Linked DNA regions of Mus musculus: region 2 is linked to region 1. Evidence: chromatin contacts called from ENCODE Hi-C data. All regions are on one chromosome and are shown on one strand. The core of a region is the stretch at or near the end of the contact, and the rest is flanking DNA. Distances in the headings are between cores, read along the strand shown.

Region 1 (7,002 bases), core at 2,586-5,085:
AATTCTAATAGGCCTGCCTTTATATGTTACTTGACCTTTTCCCCTTACTGCTTTTCATATTCTAACTTTATTTAGTGCAGTTGTTGTTCTGATTATTATGTGTTGGGAGGAATTTCTTTTCTGGTCCACTCTATTTGGAGTTTTGTAGGCTTCTTGTATATTCATGGGTATCTCTTTCTTTAGGTTTGGGAAGTTTTCTTCTATAATTTTGCTGAAGATATTTGCTGACCCTTTAAGTTGAAAATCTTCATTCTCATCTACTCCTGTTATCCGTAGGTTTGGTCTTCTCATTGTGTCCTGGATTTCCTGGATATTTTGAGTTAGGATCTTTTGTCATTTTGCATTTTCTTTGATTGTTGTGCCTATGTTCTCTATGGGATCTTCTGCACCTGAGATTCTCTCTTCCATCTCTTGTATTCTGTTGCTGATGCACCCATCTATGTTTCCAGATCTTTTTTCCCTAGGGTTTCTATCTCCAGTGTTGCCTCACTTTGGGTTTTCTTTATTGTATCTACTTCCCCTTTTGGGTCTAGTATGGTTTTGTTCATTTCCATCACCTGTTTGGTTGTGTTTTCCTGTTTTTCTTTAAGGACTTTAACTCTTTAGCTTTGTTCTCCTGTATTTCTTTAAGTGAGTTATTAAAGTCCTTCCTGATGTCCTCTGCCATCATCATGAGATATGCTTTTAAATCTGGGTCTAGCTTTTCCGGTGTGTTGGGGTATCCAGGACTGGCTGAGGTGGGAGTGCTGGGTTCTGATGATGGTGAGTGGTCTTGGTTTCTGTTAGTAAGATTCTTACGTTTGCCTTTCGCCATCTGGTAATCTCTGGAGTTAGTTGTTATAGTTGTCTCTGGTTGAAGCTTGTTCCTCCTGTGATTCTGTTAGCCTCTGTCAGCTGACCTGGGAGACTAGCTCTCTCCTGAGTTTCAGTGGTCAGAGTACTCTCTGCAGGCAAGCTCTCCTCTTGCAGGGAAGGTGCACAGATATCTGGCATTCGGACCTGCCTCCTGGCAGAAGATGAAGGCCTGAAACAGGGCCTGTCCCAGAAGGTGTGTAGCTCTGTAGTCCGCACTCTCACCTGCATAGACTAGTCCCTGAGGGATCTGGGAACCAAGATGGCTCTCCCAGGTGCTCCGGCAAAGCCCTCCCAGGCAGGGCAGACACCTGTCCTCTTGCAGGGAAGGTATTGGATGTCTGGAGCCTGAAATGGGGTCTGCCCCAGAAGCTGTGTCACTTCTGCCTGTCCCAGAAGCTGTGTAGCTTCTGTAGTCTGCACTCTCACCTGAGCAGACTAGTCTTTAGGGATCCGGGAACCAAGATCCATCCCTTAGTTTCTTAGTCATCCCCAAGATCTAAACAACTTTAAAAGTCCCATAGTCTTTACATATTAAAAGTTCAATCCTTTAAAATATACAATATTTACTGGCTGGTTTTGTGTCAACTTGACACAGCAGGAGTTATCACAGAGAACAGAGCTTCAGTTGAGGAAATGCCTCCATGAGATACAACTGTAAGGCATTTTCTCAATTAGTGATCAAGGGGGAAAGGCCCCTTGTGGGTGGGACCATCTCTGGGCTGGTAGTCTTGGTTCTATAAGAGAGCAGGCTGAGCAAGCCAGGGGAAACAAGCCAGTAAGGAACATCCCTCCATGACCTCTGCATCATTTTCTGCTTCCTGACCTGCTAGAGTTCCAGTCCTGACTTCCTTGGTGATGAACAGTAATGTGGAAGTGTAAGCTGAATAAACGCTTTCCTCCCCAACTTGTTTCTTGGTCATGATGTTTGTGCAGAACAGAAACCCCGACTGAGACACAATATCTTTTAAAATCCAAAGTACTTCCTTCAAGAGCAAAAAATACCAGGGCACAGTCACAATCAAAAGCAAAATTTAATCTCCAATTGTCCAGTGTCTGGGATCCAACTCACGATCTTCTGGGCTCCTCCAAGGGCTTAGGTCACTTCTTCAGCCTTGCCCTTCTAGGCTCCAGCCGCCTGTACTCCACTGCTGCTGGTCTTGGTGGTCATCTCATGGTCCTAGAATCTCCAAAACACTGCATGATCTCTTCAGTCCTGGGGCGTCTTTTGCAACTGAGGCTGCACCTCACCAATGGCCTTCCATGGCCTCTCATGGTGCCAAGGCTCAGCTGCTTTGCGTGACCACTTCATTCCTTCAAAACCAGTACCACCTGAGTGACTCTTACACATTACTAAGTCCAGGTTCAGCACGAGGTACAACCTTGGCTATTTCTGGAACACAACCTCTGTGCTTTCAGAAAACACTTCCCAGAAGATGTCACCTCAACGATGCTGGTCTCTTCTTAATCACTGCTAATTTCTTAGCTCCAGCTAACCAGCATCAATAGTCCCAGTAATGCAAAATTTTTGCTTTAGTAGTTCTGGTATCTTGTTAATCACAGCTGATTCTTCAGCCGCAGCTAACCAGAACCACAGAATCTTCATAATGGTCCTGAAAAGAGTAACAATGGTCCTGAAAAGAGTCTTTAACTTTCCCTCTGAAATTTCACAAGCCAGGCCTCCATCGTCTGCACTGTTCTCATCATTATCTAACATCCCACAGAGCTGTTAACACGGAATGCATCTTCTGGCCTGAAGCTCCAAAGTCTGTCCTGGTCCTCCCACACAACCAGGCTGTCACAGGCATAGTCGTCCCCACAGGGCCAGGCTGTCATGGGGATGAAGACCCCACTGTGCTGGTACCCGTCTGTCTTAGCGTCTGTCTTACCTGCTGAGCCACCGACCGTTCGTCCATCCAGCCTCTCCCTCTCCCCCTCCCCCCAACCCCACCCCACCCCACCCCACCTCACTCCACCCCAGGTTCATTTTTAAGGCAGAGCTGTGAGGATCAGCAAAGGGCTACTTTCAGCGGACGCACGCGTCGTCCTGCAGGGGGCACCAACCCCGGGACTCGGATCAGGAAAGGTCACGTGACGCGGTGGCCAGGATGGCGGCAACAGCAGCTTCACTGCAGCACAGGACAAATTCTGCGCCTCTGCCCCGCCCCCTGCGTCTCCGCTGCGCGCGCGCCCCCGCATTAACAAAAACGGAAACGGAAATAAGGCGGCCTGTGAGGCATCCCCGGCCTATCCTGACCCTGCGGTCACTATGGAGGGGGCGGTGTGCAAAGCTCTGTGCGCGTGGGCCGGGTGGGGCGGCCTCCTAAGCACAGCTGTGACGTCCGCTGTGAGCTCTGCTCTCACAGAGTGTGTGGGGGGGGGGGGGGATGAAGACAGGGCAGGGTCCGCTCACAAGTTAAGTTCCGTGGGTCTCAATGGGATGCCTTCAGGCATGAGGCAGAGCTGAGGCAGGAGGATGGCAGGTAGTGAACAACCGCTACAAAGCAGGGGTATGATGGCAGCTGTCAGTGACTGCGGGTGTGAGTGAGGCAGGGGGATTCCCGTGAGTAACGAAAGAGCTGAGGCAGGGGGATGACTGCGAGTACAGTTGCAACGGATGACAGGAGAGCGACTTCCTGTCTGCGGCAGGACGTCACGCCCGCTCGCCCGTGACTGACGGGAACGACTTCCAGTTTCATTTTTTTTTTTTAATAAACGAACGCGATGACGCGGCCGGCGTGGCCGTGGCCGCCCATCACCCGCAATCGCGGTCATCCTCCCGCCTCAGCTCCGTCCATCCCTCCCGCGTGACTCCCGAGGCCCCGCCCCGCCCCCACTATCTCAGGAAGTTGCTCAATCTCGGGACCATGGGCGCGGTCGGGGCGGGGCGGGGCCTCTGGGGTCACGGGCAGGGTCGCAGTCCTCTGCCCTGTAAGCAGTTCCGACCCCCAGACCCCCGAGGACAGGAACGGACGCCGCCAGCGCCGTGGGCGCCACTCAGGTCCGGTCCGCGGGGTGGGCGGGGGTGGGCGGGGTCAGGGGGCGGGGCCTCGGCGGTCATCCCCCTGCCTCCGTCCTTCCTTCTGCTCACTGCCATCATTCCTGGCCTCAGATCCTCACTCACAGGCATTCCCCAGCCGTCGCTCCCTCCCTCTCTGCTTTTCTGTGTCCATCGTGATTATCCCCCTGCCTCAGAAACTAACTCGTGGTCATCCCCCTGCCTCACACTGTTTACTCGCGGGCGTCTCCCTGACTCCGTCCCTCCTTCCGCTCACTTGCCAGCATCCTCCAGCCTCCGTTTCTGCTTCCGGTCACCGCTGCCATCCCTCTGCCTTGTCATCTGCACTGATGGACATGCTCCTGCCTCATGCTGTTCACTCCTGGGCATACCCATACCCCTGCCTCGCGATGTGACACTGGGGACAGTGAAGCTGAGGCAGGGGGATAACCGCGAGTGAGCAGCTGAGGCAGGGGAATGACCGCAATGGACCATGACAGGAACCAGAAGCATCGTGAAGGGGTCGGGATCAGGAGGTGGAGTCCGCTTGCGCCCCGGCCCCGCCCCTCACGCCCCGGCCCCGCCCCCAGGCCTCCGAGGCTCCAGCCCCGCCCTCCTATCATGGCCGCCAACCTGTGGCTCATCCTGGGGCTCCTGGCATCCCACTCTTCAGATCTGGGTAGGTGTCTTCATGGGGCAGGGCCTATGCTCGGGCCACGCCCCCCACTTCCTGTCGGTCGGGGCCCCACCCCCGGGTGTCTCACAAGACTCAGGCCCAGCCCCCTGGCGAAGGATGGTGTCACCTGTCAGTCACCCAATGCCCCATCCACCCGGTTCCTGTCCTGTTCTGTGACTTCATCCAGGTGTCAATCAGAGCTCTGGTCCCACCCCTTTGCTTCCTCTCCCAAACCTTACTTCCTGTCACGAAGGATGATGTCATTCTCACCCCCAGATGTCAATCAAAACCCAAATCCCGCCCCCTAAGCTCTTCCCTTCTTGTTGGCCTGTCCCAGCTCCGGGTGTCAATCTCAGCTCAAGCCCTGCCCACTAACTTCCTGTCATGGCGAATGAAGTCATCTCTGCACCCCCCCTTGTCAATCAAGGCTCAGGCCACGCCCACTGATGGTGGATGCCATCATCATCCTGGTCGAAGACATCACTAAGAGAGGCCCCGCCCCATCGCTTTCTGTCATAGGGGACCAATGATGTCACCTAGGGACATGTCACTTGCCTCTCATGTCATCTGGGTGTCAATCAAAGCCTAAGTCCCGCCCACTTCCTTTCTTTTCCACCCCCTCACTTCCTGTCACGGAGAATGGTGTCAATCAAAGCCCAGGCACCTCCCACAACTGTGGATGATGTCACCTGTCACTCAAGCCCCACCCCACCTCCCCTTGACAACAGCTGCGGTCCGTGAGGCTCCACCCACTGCTGTGACCACGCCCATCCAGAACCTGCATATCGACCCCGCCCACTACACACTGAGCTGGGACCCCGCCCCCGGCGCTGACATCACGACAGGGGCTTTTTGCAGGAAGGGCAGGGACATCTTTGTCTGGGTGAGGGGCAAGCCCTGGTTGGTGGGCGGAGTTGGCTGTCAGTCATCCAGGGTGTGGGGCTTGGGTGGGTAGGGATCTCCACACTGTCCGTCATCCTGGCCATGCCCACTTTCTGCTGTGAGTCACTCTAGGCCCCACCCACCAGTCACTTCCTGCCACGCCCACCAGCATTCCATGCCTTGCCATGCCCACTTCCAGTCTTATTCCTGCCCCCAGCACAAACTTCTCACCATGCCAATCATTCCAGACTCCGCCCCTACCACCCATCCGGCCCTGCCCTCTGCTTCCTCTTCTGCCTGTCAGTCACTTCAGGCTCTGCCCAGTCACTTCTTGTGCAAATTTATGCAGAGATGAGCAGGGGGAGAAAACCTATGATGTCATCTGGGTGTATGCAAATTTGGTCCAGCAGAGCTGAGACTTCAGGACCCACCCACCCCAGGTGGAGTTAGGCAAATTTATGAAGGCTAGAACATGATGTCATCTGGGTTTATGCAAATAAACTCAGATGGAACCATGATGTTATGCAAATCCATGCAGATTTATGCAAAGCCCATGATCAGGGCCTGTGGATATTTATTCAAATGAAATTCAAATTTATGCAAGTTCATACAAATTAATGCAAATTAGTGCTGGCCCTACCACTCACCCCAAGTATGGGTGACCCCTGCTGACGCCGACATGCAGGTTGACCCCAGGTGACCCCGCCCCTCACACTGACCCTGCCCTGCCCCCTGACCTCTGTGACCCCGCAGGCTGACCCCGGGCTTGCCCGCTGCTCATTCCAGTCGCTCTCCCTCTGCCATGTGACCAACTTCACCGTCTTCCTGGGGAAGGACAGGGCTGTGGCAGGATCCATCCAGTTCCCCCCAGATGATGGTGGGTGAGGCCCCGCCTCCGTGACCCCCACGTGACCCATGACACCTGGGTTGGCCCCCCCAAGAACCAACTGTGACCCCTAACCCTAGCTGTGACCCTATGATGCCAGGTGTGACCTCTGATCCCATGTGTGACCAGGGGTCCTACCCTGGCCCCAGCCCATGACCCTTGACCCCAGGGTGCGACCCCTGCTCCCAAATCTTACACCTGACCCCAACATGGGACCCCAACCCCGTGTGTGACCCCTGACCCTGTCCCCTCCATCATGACCGCAGTGACCCCATCCCAACCCCCACAGATGGCGACCACGAGGCCGCAGCCCAGGACCTGCGCTGCTGGGTGCATGAGGGGCAGCTGAGCTGCCAATGGGAGCGGGGTCCGAAAGCAACGGGTGACGTGCACTACCGGATGTTCTGGCGTGATGTGCGGTGGGTGTTAGGGGTCACGGGGGTCAAGGGTGGGGTCGGGAGGTCACTTCTTGTCCTCACTTCCTGTTCTGTGAGGCCTCTGACGTCACTTCCTGTTCTCACTTCCCAGGTGGTGCAGGGTTGGGGAGGTGTTCTGGCCACATCTTGGGTGGGCGGGGCCATGGCTTAAAAGGGCAGGGTCGTGAGGTCACCTTTGATGATGTCACTTCCTGTGTTCATTTCCAGGTGGGCAGGGCCTCTTGTGTCACTTCCTGTCCTTATTTTTCGGGAGGCGGAGCCTATGACATCA
Region 2 (6,802 bases), core at 1,986-4,485, 390 kb before region 1:
CAGAGGTCTTCTAAAGATCAATTAAATTAAGATCAACTCAATTAAACACTAACAAAGACTAGCACTTATTTTCATTATCACAGCAACAATTACTCGTACAAAAGGTGTGAGCAATTTGTACACAAGATGTGAGTGAATTCTGAGAATGGGAAGCCTTGCACTTTTGGTGTAGAATTAGCACCCATTCAGCACACTGAGGTGTCTAGTTAGAAGGACATACACCTCAGAGGAGGTAGAATTTGACTGGCTCTTTATCAGTCCATTCCATTTTCTCACCTATGATGCCCAGTGCTGGGGATGTGGCTTAGCTCAGTGGTAGATTACTTGCTTAGCATGCAAAGGGCTCTTGGTTCAACCCCTAGTAACATGCATATACACATAGTGACACACATGTTACTGATATCTATGTTCCAGCATCTCTCCCTCTAACCTTCCCCTGAACCTTGCACCTCATATTTGCTGATGGCTTATTTAAAACTGACTGCAGTTCAATTTTCTTCCCCCAAAGCAAAGGAAGGGGCACTTAATAGAGACACACTTCTCCATAGAGAAGTGGAAAGAGGTTACATAGAGAAGTGGAAAGAGGTTAGCAAACAACTTCTGTGTTTAGGAATATTTACTAAACTTTAGTATGTATTTGATTCAGTACAAAGTCCTTTATAACTTTTACTACATTTCATTTTCAAAACACCACTCCAAGGTAGCTTTTATTGTTTCTTCATCAATGCAGAAAATTGAGTCTCAAAGAAGCTGGGTAACCTCCACAAAGGGGAGAAGCTTGTAAATGTAAAGTGGGGCTTCCTCTGGCCTCCAAGGACTAGGGGCTCAAGTTTCCTTCTCTCACCAGCAGAATCCAGTCCTCTTTTGGAGCAAGGCACAGAATCGTCCAAGTCAGAAACCTAAGATAACCTCTGAGCTCCCGCATCTGAGCAGTCCTGACATTCTCTATGAGTTCTGTTCACTTTTTGAATTCCCTCAGTTGGAGTTTTGTCATATTGATCAAAGACCCCCTTACCTTCCACTAACCCACTACAGAAGGGGCTAAAATCAGACCACGCTAGCTGGGCTGAAATCGGCCTCAGCAGTTAAGAGCATCCGGCTGTTCTCCCACGGGGACTGAGCTCAATCCCAGTACCTACATACCAGTTCACTACTACCTGCACCTTCTTCAGCCCCACAGGACTGAATACTCTTCTAGACTCTGTTGGTTTTTAACTCACTGAAACTCTGTTATTTAATTCCTTTGGGTACTGGATTCATCTATAAAATGGGGATAACTAGAACACTGTGCAACACATGCTGCAAAATATTATATAAATGTTAGTGAAAGAGAGAGTGATGTCTGCAACCCCCTTCCCATTTCCTCAATATTCTCCAAAGAGTAGAATGGGTCTGTGAATTGTAAACGCACATCTGGTGCTGAAGATTTGGATCAGGATGTAAAACAGTTTTCTAATGAACAGGACTATGGGTTCTACTCTCAGCATTGCAAACAAAGGCGTCAGTTAATTAAATAAAAGCAAATGTGATCACATCACAGTAACAGTTTAAAACTTTCAATGACTGGACGCTGTGACATGTGCCTTTTGTCCCAGCACCCAGGAGGCAGAAGCAGGGGGAATCTCTGTGAGTTCCAGGACAGCTAGAGCTACATAGAAAGACCTTGTCTCTTTTTTTCTATCTTTTTTTTTTCTTTCTTTTTGTTTTTTTGAAACAGGGTTTCTCTGTGTAGGCTGGCCTAGAACTCAGAAATCCGCCTGCCTCTGCATCCCTAGTACTGGGATTAAAGGTGTGCACCACCACTGCCTGGCAAGACCTTGTCTCAAAACCAAACCAAATAACAACAAAAACCCTTTCACTGGCTTTTCCTGATCTTGGAAATTTCATGGTGTAAAGTTTTCTAAGTTCTATATGCCATCTTGAATTTCTTTCATCATTTTGGCAAGTGGTTGGTCACTTGTAATTCCAGTTTTAAAACACCTATTTACCCTTCAAAGGAAGGGGGAAAGCAAATTTGTCAAGTTTTCTAATCACCAGTAGAAAGACCACCTCAGTTCAATTCCCAGGACCCATCTGGTGGAAGTGAAGAAGTGACTTCAGCAAGTGTCCTCTGACTGCCACTCTAGTAGGGTGGCCTGCCTGGGGGAGGGAGGGAGGCAGAGACAGCTCAAAGAGAGGCAGGCAGGCGCGCGCGCGCGCACACACACACACACACACACACACACAGCCACCCTACCAATTTTTAATGTTTACAGCCACTGCAGACGTATAAGAGGAAACACCTTTACCTGCTGCTTCTGGGTATCAAACGTGTTCAGTAAAGTATTGCCTAGAAGTAAGCTAAGTACTTCCTGAATAAATTAAACTCGAATTAAAAAAAAACAAAACCAAGGTTAAAATCCCCCCTACCAAGTTCCGAGGCCTTTATTTATACCCACATCGGTATTTCCTCGGCCCGTCCTCAAATTTGGGCCGATCGTTGTTCATTTCTGGAAGTCCCCTGTTTCTCCACTGGGATCCATAGCTATTGATCAGCCCATCAAACAACATCAAGCCACCGGAACCTTTCTACCAAAGCGGGTACCTTCTCAGTTCCTGCTCCAGTTGCCTATCGTGTCAGTCCATCCTTCTCCCAAACGCGCTCTTATTTCTGCTCTCAGCCCACAGACATCTACTGTCCACCATCCATCACTCCTAATCCACTCAGGCCAACAACTCACCCGCTCCAACATGCCTTCCTTTTGTTGCCGCGGTCCAAGCCGCCGGCCTCTTCCCATGCTGGCGCCTTACCTTGTAAGTCGCCCAGATACACTTCCCGACCGGCCCTCCAGACACCCCTGTTCCTCTTAGCCGCCGTCCCCAGCTCGGGGTCCTCACTCCACCGCCCTCCGAGCTCCTGCGCTCCCTGGGGCCCGCCGCGCTGCCCGTGGGCCCGACCCAGCCCGGCCCGGGAAGCCCCCCAGGCGGCCCCCTCGGGGCACTGCATCGCCCGGGCCGAGCGAGCCGCCCTGCGCCTCTCCCCGCCGCGCACCGCCCCGGGAGCCCCCCACCCCAGACGGCCCGGATCCCGGCGCTGCCCCGCGTCCCCGCACCCGCCGAGGCCTCACCGTCAGTCACGGCTCCCATGGCGTGCGCGGCGGCGGCGGCGGCCGAGCTGAGGCGGCGGTTGGCGGCGAAGGTCAAACTCCCACAATGCAGCCGGGTAAACAGTCATGGAGGAGGAGGCGGCGGCGCCCGCCGCCCTCTCCGACTTTTGAGTCGCGCCGGCGCGCGCGCCGCGCCGCCGCGGACCCGCGCTCGCCGCTCTCCTGGGGCGCGGAGCGGCCGGCGGGTGAAGGGCGAGACGGGCGGCGGGAGGGCGGGCGGCGGCGGCTGGGCCCGGGGACACCGCCGTCCCGCCCTGCCCGCGCCCACAGGCCGCCCTGGAGGCCGCGGCCAGCCGCCAGGTGAGCTTCGGGCTGCGCGCGCTCGCGGGGCTCCGCGCCTGACGCTCCAGGTGACCTCTGTCCCGGGCTGCCCCGACCGTGCGCTCCGGTGGGACGGGGGCGCGGCCACTGCCGCCGTGGGTCTCGAACCCGTATTCTTGAGGCGGGCGCGGCAAGCCATCCTCCCTTCCTGAGCTCTGGCGGGTGCTGGCGAAGCGGGGGAAAGAAACTTGGTCACCTGTCTGGGGAGCGTCACTCAGGACCCAGGGCTCAGGTCCCTCCGGTTCTCACCTCTCATCCAGTTCTCCCTCGCTGCTGGAATCCAGATGGGGTGCCTTCATTTTCATACTAACTTTGCTTTTCAAAAACTGCTTCTTAAAGGGAAGTTGAAAGTAGGTGTTGGGGGTGGGGGTGCTGCTCATTGCAAACACATTACTTGGGGGTGCGGAGTACACATTTCTAGAACACACTGCAGGTTATAGTGTCATCTCTTCTGAAAAATGAAATAAACCACCCCCCTCCCGGGGGGGGGGGGGGAGTCGGGCAGTGAATGCGCTCGCCTTTAGTCCCAGCACTTGGAAGGCAGAGGCAGGCAGTCGAGGCCAGTCTGGTCTACAAAGTGAGTTCCAGGACAGCCAGGGCTACACAGAGAAACCCTGTCTCGAAAAACAAAAAACAAAACAAAACAAAACAAAAAAACAAAACAAAACAAAACAAAACAAAAAATCATTTTGATTCAACATTGAGGAATGTTCTCCTAGTGGAACCATGTTCCTGTTGAGAGTTGATTTGACCTCCAACAGGGTAGAGTTTGACTTTATAACCCAGGTTTTTGTTTATCAGTTTTCATGATCCCAATCCCTTGAACCTTCAGATCCTGCATAAGGCAATGGTGTGGGGTCATTTTTTGGTTGTTGAGATTTCTTAAGTGGGATCCATGCATCGGCCCTGTGTTCCCTCAGTTCTTTCTAGCGGAAGACTTGGGATCATTCAAGGGAGGTGGTTTTTAACCTCTAGGCAGAACTATGTATGGGTCAAATACAGTATCTACTTTTGTCACAAAGGCAGAAATTACCCTGAATGAAGATTTTGAAGCATAAATGACCTCTTCCAAATGTGGAACTGCTCGCTGACTTTTTGAAAGAGTACTGGTCTAAAGGCTCCTCCTAACTTGGACTTTGGACCATGTTCATTTCCTTGGCGTAGGAAGGAGGGTAATATTAATCTTAAATTCAGCGGGGTGGTGTGTGGTAGCCTATCTGGGCTGGCAGGTTTGTGAATTGAAGCTAATCTGGGTCTGAACATTGAATTTTTGGCCAGCTGGGCTACATAGGCACACCGACCTCCTTCCCCGGCCCGCCCCCCCACCCCCACAAGCACCAAACAACAGAATCCCAAACCAAACCTAACCTAACCAAACCAAATCCAATTAATTCGTAAGTACCTCTAAACACTGTAAATGGAACATCACCTGATCATTTCTGTGTTCTGGGTAAGACTTTGCTAGGGAGACTTCTTGTTTACAAGAAAACTGCCAAGTAGTGAAAGGATACTTTGTAAGAGCATTTCTTGATTTTATCAGCATCTTGCTGACTTGGAAACAGTTATGTAATGACAGCAAATAATTGTTAATGTTTTCATGGGAAACTAGCACTGCCTTCTATAAGCTTCTGTGAGATAGCATGTCAGGTTGTCACAGACCCCTTTCATAAGTTTCTTTGGTTGCTCACAGTTTTCTTAGGCAGGGCTAAAATTTTTTTTAAAAAAGACTTGGAGTATATTTGAAATTGAACATTCCTGAAGATTATTGGCTCAGGTAATGGGAGACCAAGTAGTAGGATATGTCTGAGCCTTTGGAAGTCTTTGGAGTTTTCTTAAAGCCGTATAATTGAATTTATTATTGCATAGACAAGAATGTATAAGTTGAACACCTGAGAATTCTGTTTATTATATGATATGTGTTGATTATATGATATGTGTTGATTATATGATATGTGTTTATTATATGATGTGTGTTGAGAGAACACCTTGCAATGAACTTTATAGAAATGATGTTTTTATTTGCTAAGCTGTGGCTGATGTTAAAGTGGGGTGGACTCAAGCCCTCTGCTGTACTCAGGCTTCTTCTTTTTCTTTTTTGGGGGTGGGAGCATGGATCTTGAGAGGCAGAAACACAGAATGGTGATGGAGTGTGTTTTAAGCTACTGGAGGACTGACTTGAACATGCAGACGTTAGTTTTAACTGTTTACTGCAGTCACTAGTTCCTTCTTTTTAAGAACATGAGATATTAGTTAAGGAAGTTAGTGTATTTATTTAACATTTCCCTCCTGAAAATATAAAGACTGATGAGAGAACCAATGGTTTGGCCTATTTTTTTTGTGTCATAGCTAGGGTTTCTCATGCTGTGAGAAACATTTCAAGACACCTGCCCAGAAGTGGTGCCACCCACAATGACATGGACCCTCCCACATCAATCAGCAGTCAAGAAATTGTACCATAGATAGGCCAGTCTTTTTTTTTTTTTAATTTTTAAAGATTTATTTATTTATTTTATGTGTATAAGTACATTGTAGCTTTACAGATGGTTGTGAGCATTTGTGTAGTTGTTGGGAATTATATTTTAGGGCCTCCTGCTCACTCTGGCCATCCCAGCTCACTCCGGTCACTCTGCTCCCTCCGTCCCTGCTTGCTCTGGCCTGAAGATTTATTTATTATATATAACTACACTGTAGCTGTCTTCAGATGATCCAGAAGAGGGTGTCGGATCTCATTACGGGTGGTTGTGAGCCACCATGTGGTTGCAGGGATTTGAACTCAGGACCTTTGGAAGAACAGTCAGTGCTCTTACCCACTGAGCCATCTTGCCAGCACCAGGCCAGTCTATTGTAGGCATTTTCTCAGTCAGATTCCTTCTTCCCATGTAAGTTTGTGGGAAAAAAGGTAGGCATTTCTCAAGTTTACTTTTAGAGGAAGAGCTATTCTGGTCTGTAGACTTTGAGGGGGTCTACAAGTATCAACCAGTTCTTTAAAAAAAAAAACAACTTTTTTTTAAACATTTGTTCATTTTATATGTGTTTTGACTACATATATGTATATATGTGCACTACTACCAGGTGTGTGCTTGGTGTCCATGGATGTCAGAAGAGGCTATTGGATGCCCTAGAACTAAAGTTATAGATAGTTGTGACCCACCATGTGGATACTGAGAATTAAACCAGGGCCTTTCCAAGAACAACAAATACTCCTAACAGCTGAGCCATCTCCCCAACCTCCTACCAAGCAATTTTTCATCCCCATGTCACTGTGACTTTAGTTTTTGTTTTATGTCTACCACTGCACTGTCCTTTCATCTTGATGGTCATTAAAAGACCCTCTG

The links. A loop is a pair of places that touch in the nucleus more often than their neighbours do.
Region 2: a map of T-helper 1 cell shows a loop between it and region 1 (3-fold over the local background). The contact joins the promoter of Thoc7 here to the promoter of Il3ra in region 1. A Hi-C loop is called at or near these places in 2 of 37 maps with a recorded cell type or tissue (T-helper 1 cell and T-helper 17 cell).

Annotation. Positions count from the first base shown.
Region 1 is chr14:14,342,660-14,349,661 of GRCm38, forward strand. It overlaps Il3ra (interleukin 3 receptor, alpha chain), which reads left to right and starts at 3,836. Exons shown (of 12, transcript NM_008369.1): 1 at 3,836-3,853; 2 at 4,351-4,529; 3 at 5,255-5,409; 4 at 6,162-6,285; 5 at 6,584-6,713. The coding sequence starts at 4,472.
Region 2 is chr14:13,958,078-13,964,879 of GRCm38, forward strand. It overlaps Thoc7 (THO complex 7), which reads right to left and starts at 3,236. Exons shown (of 8, transcript NM_025435.3): 1 at 3,108-3,236. The coding sequence starts at 3,126. It also overlaps a transcript of Atxn7 not described here.